Linked DNA regions of Mus musculus: region 1 is linked to region 2. The links are chromatin loops, found by intact Hi-C in ENCODE. Cell type or tissue: heart. All regions are shown on one strand.

Evidence for each region. Hi-C counts contacts between places; a loop is a spot of excess contacts. Peaks named below come from ENCODE experiments on the same cell type or tissue, not always from the same donor. Only the 100,000 strongest peaks of a DNase experiment are listed, where the experiment ranks them.
Region 1: it touches region 2 in a loop (2.5-fold over the local background); 8 of 42 quality-filtered maps call a loop at or near these places.

What each region holds. Positions count from the first base shown.
Region 1 is chr17:50,641,983-50,644,482 of GRCm38, reverse strand. All of the region lies in intron 4 of Plcl2 (phospholipase C-like 2), which reads right to left. Among named protein-coding and RNA genes, the nearest start is that of Plcl2, 130 kb to the right of the region's middle. In heart, a CTCF peak has its summit at 949; a DNase peak (open chromatin) is centred at 932; H3K27ac peaks cover 1,032 bases.
Region 2 is chr17:50,774,483-50,776,982 of GRCm38, reverse strand. All of the region lies in intron 18 of Tbc1d5 (TBC1 domain family, member 5), which reads left to right. Among named protein-coding and RNA genes, the nearest start is that of Gm41598, 15 kb to the left of the region's middle. In heart, a CTCF peak has its summit at 1,521; no DNase peak of the experiment used is centred here.

The DNA.
Region 1 (2,500 bases), 130 kb after region 2:
TTACATTGTTACGCTGTTGGAAAGTTTCCCAGCTTTACCTCTGACTTCTCTGTCTGAAGGATGAGGCTGCCATTCTTAACCTTCACCACTGTCAGGTAGGTAGCAGCTCTGACTGCTTCCTGACCCAGCTTTGAGACAGTTCCCGCCTCTCCCTACCTCACTGGCTCCCTGACTGCCGGGCACTCCTCATCCAAGCAGGTGGTCTGCAGTGGGAATGAGATTGCTTCTCACATCCCTCCCGCTTAGCCCCCAGCCCTTGGCCATGGCTGCCACGCAGCCTCTGGCAGCTCCTGAGGCTGCGGATAAGCAATTATCACTTATTTGGCCACTGCTGTGTTCAGCTGTTTCTGGGGATCTTGCTCTTCCTGTTCTCTTTGTCTTTATGGATTTTGAAGAAAAGACAAAGGCCCTGTGGTCGTTTTTAATGAGGTTTCAAGAGGGAGTGGAAATTAAGCAAAGGTGGTGTTCATTCTTATTAGAAAGCATGTAATTGATTTTGTCTCCCCCAGAGACAATTTCCCGCTTAAAACCACCCGCTAAAAACATGTGTTTCCTGCTAGTGCGTTCTCTGACCGTCCTGAAGCAAGTCAATTCAGTGACGAGAAAAAGCAAAACAAGGCACCGCCAGGCCAGTCAAAGCAAGGCTATGGCTCTGGTCACGGAAAAAGAAATAGAGATGACAGGGGGATTTTTTTTTCTTTTTCTAGAATTTGGCAAATTTTATCAGTGTTTATACATGTTTTAAAAATACTTTTTATGATGCTTCTTCCTCTGCAGGTTCCTGCTCAGTTCCTGTGCCCCTGACCATTTACTCGCCCGAGAAAGGGTGTGTTAATGTAGACACACTCATTCCTGAATAGCCCTGTGCTATTTATATTTTGGTTTTACTCACATGGTGTTCAGACACTGCCTCCCACACCACCTCGCATGGCCCAGTTTGCAGCTTCAGGTGGCACTGCTGAGCCCCGACTGAAGGGACACCCACGCCCAGCCCTGTCCCAAGTTCCCTTTGCCCTTTCCCCTGATGTTCCCACGAGGCAGGGCTTCCCTGTGCAATACTCTCTGCCTGTCTCTAAAAACCACATTGCTCTGCTGTCTCAGAAAAGGATCTGCCCTATTCCTCTGCCTAACTCTGCCTGTCTTTGTCTCTCTCTCTCTCTCTCTCTCTGTGTGTGTGTGTTGTGTGTATGTGTGTGTGTGTGTGTGTGTGTGTGTGTTGTGTGTGTGTGTTGTGTGTGTGTGTGTATGTGTCTCTGTGTGTGTGTGTGTGTGTTGTGTGTATGTGTGTGTGTGTGTGTGTGTTGTGTGTATGTGTGTGTGTGTGTGTGTGTGTGTTGTGTGTGTGTCTTTTAACATCTTACACTTCACTGAGTGCTACATATTCCTAGGAACAGAGTTTCCTTATTAAAAATTTCCTCACCTCCCACCCCCAAATTCTCTCTGCCACCAGCTTCTCCTGAAAGAACCAACTGCAGAAGCCTTGCCACCCATCAGTGCTGTTCCCATGGCCAGTTCTGACCTGCAAGGCTCTGTCTCCCTGGATGGAGGAGAGGCTACAGACTGCCAGCCCATCATGGTTGGAGGTCTTCACTAGAGAGAAAACCTTGCCTGCCCAACTCCCTCTCTACTTAACACCAAAGAAAACATTTCTCTCCCTGAAATCTGTTAAACCTCAGGGAGCCCCAGCCTAGACTCCCCGGGGTCACACTGGTCAGAATTCCTATTTTCACTGAGCCGTTTAAATGAAATGTTATCTAATGTGAGTATAAATTTGTGTTTAAAAAGCTAGAAATACTTGGCAGCTCTTTCTTATTTTGGTGACCTATACCTTCCTTTCCAAGACCGAAGTTCTGTAAACACTGTAAGAATCACTTCTAAAGCAAAATCTTATACAGACATCTTCTGAACTCAGTACAAATTACCAAGTCTTCATATGACTAATGATCGTATGCCCTTACAATAACTGTAAGCATGAGAAATGAAAGACCAGGGCTCTAAGTATTTCTACGTAGGTAGCAAGGGCAACCAAAAGATAATCTTGGCTCGACTAGTAATGTCCTTATGCCTAGGACACCTGGAGACTGACTGAGCAGCCACTCTCTATTCATCACCAGAGCAGTCCCTGGGGTAGGACACTCTGCTTAGTAGAGCAAGCATTTCGTTACTAAAATCAAGCTAAAAACCAAAAACCCATTATAGAAGACATCAATCAAATTTCATCAACCAGGGAATCTGCAAAACTGACATAATCAAATAACTGAATTAATAAACAGTTCCCGCTTAAAATTCAACAAAATTCAAAAATACTTATACATGTGCTTAACAGAATACTTAATAAAAGTCAAATCACATTTTTGCTAGTTAACATTCAAGTCACCACTCTGCACAGAAGGCTAGAACAGATGTCTTGGGTAAGATACAGAGTGTAACAATATACAATGTTGGTGTTGTAGGAAGCTATCCTGTTCAGAAGATGGAATGCATTAATAAAATGCACAAT
Region 2 (2,500 bases):
GAGTTACAGAGACAAAGTTTGGAGCTGAGATGAAAGGATGGACCATCTAGAGACTGCCATATCCGGGGATCCATCCCATAATCAGCTTCTAAATAGCTAGAAAAGAAGGTTTACCTCATTAAATTGAGATTTTAATTAAGTTCTGATATTTTGCCTTATTTTACATGCCGACACCTAGTTTTTAGTTCTAGAAATCTTTGTGTTGGCCACGTGTTTGACTGTTAAGTGAGTTGTGCTTGTTTAGTCATGATCTACTCTCATTATCACCTGTTCCTAAGAGATTTTGCTAAGATTTAAGGATAGAGAAAATAAATAATAAGGGAAAATGCTAAAACTGATATACTAACCAGGAGCAATTTTTAAACTCCTAATGAATTGCAAGGTATTTTGTCTTGCTTTGTGATGATTACATACCAACCTCCAATAATCTAAGCATGTCTGTGATTCAGGGTCCTCTACAAAGCATATGAAATCAGAATGTCTGCACTACACAGAGTAGATGACTTGGTCCCCCGACATGCAAGAGCATAGGGCAGCTGCCAGGAGTGCTCAACGCAGGTGGTGGGGATCCTCTTAGTGCACTTTGGTAGCTTAAAAATGATCATATTAATAGAATTTAATATCTTAGCATTAGTTAATCCATCAGCGTAATCTTAGTCATGACACAGTGAAATGAAGAAAGATTAAAAGGAGTACTTACTCTGGAAGTATAGCCAGCTTGATCATTGTTTACTCCATATTCTAGAATTGGAATTATGAACATTTTATCTATATAAGGAATGTCTAAAAAATTGTCCTATAGTAAATTTTTATGGTAAAGCGGAATAATAAGTAAATAAAAATATCTCATCAATACAAGAGTCATTAGACTCTTGTAGCGTCTGTTGACACTATAGAAGCAGCCATACCCTCTTGTGGGAGATCCCCAGCAGGCTTGCTTTCTCCTCCTGTTGGCCAGAATTAAACTCTGTGTTCACCCTTCTAGGCACTGTTAAGATGGAAGTTTAACATGAAGAACTCTAACTGTGATGAGGCTGTGAGGGGAGGGTATAATGGGCGGCCAACAACTGGCTGGACAGTTGCTTTCCAGACTGGCTGATCCTGTCCTTCTCTGAAGCATTTAAATTAAAAGAAAATTTTTGTTTTAATAAGGCAGCTTTTAGGGCTCCATTTTCAGGCTTTGAGGTATGTTGGTGATGTAGAAGAGAAAGTGAACAGAGTGGCTTTCCTGAAGCACCAATACACTTTCCTACTTAATGTAGTTTATGGACATAAATAGATACAAATCAACTTAGATGCCACAACTGGTTTTTAGCTTTTTAGAAGACTTACTTAAGAATTTTAATCTAATTTCAATCTAATTTCAAGTTAATTCATATATTTGTGGTATGACATTAAATTAGTTGTTTGAACTTTGTTCATAGTCTCTCTGCCGGTGAGTCAGCTAAGGTCTGAGAGACTAGACTTAGACTCTTGTGCGTGACTTCTGTCTTTGTAGTCTCTCCATTCATGTAATTCCACCACAGAGGCATGGGGTGGCAGAAGGAGCATTTTCACAAGCTGTCTGCACAGTGCAGAGTGTGCTATCTTGAGTTTGCTTTTCTAAGTGGGATTTTAAATCTGGCTTTTATCTTCTTACTGCCTCGATAAATTTATTTAATCCCAACACACACTCACACACACACACACACACAGAGAGAGAGAGAGAGAGAGAGAGAGAGAGAGAGAGAGAGAGAGAGAGAGAGAGAGAGAGACTCATAGAAAATGTATTGCTGCCCCTTAACTGTTAAGTTCATGGGCAGGATGCTACCCTTAGGGATACAGTAAGACGATCATCCCCTCCTGGTTGGTCTTCTTCCCCTGTCGTCTCTCTTCATCTCCATCAACTCTGGAGGACGCAGAGATGCCAGATTGTACCCACAGTGAACGCTGCCTGGAGGCATAGACACAAATTGAGGAGAGCTGAAGTCAAACAGTTGGATGTGTTAGCAGCGCCTGGCCAGCGATTCCTATAGGTTTGAATCACGCTAGATTAAATATGTCATTGATAACATTTGCTTACTTCCAATGGCCTTTCTGGAAACTTAATATTTATGTGTTCTTAAAAAGCGACACTGAACTGTAGTATTTGTTCCCTAAATTACACATGTGCCAGATAAAGGAGGAGAAGAGAGCTCTCAGCTACTCTGTGCAGATGAAAGTTGGCCGAGGCTAAAAGTCATATTCTGGAGGTTATAATGCTGTCTCCCTATTTGCCCTTAGTATCTAACTGTGATTTTAAAAACAAACAAAAAACAACAACAACAAAAACTGTCCTGAGCACCTAATTTTTTATGTTTAACTTTTCCAGAAAGTTACATTAATCTACAGGGCTTTCGTCCAGAAAGAATGAAAGTGCTGATCTCATCAGAGGATCTTCAGGCCTAGTAACAGTAGGGCAGGTCTGGAAGGAACCTTTGCAGCTGCTTCACCTAACTGAGCTGAGTTCCTATCCACAGAC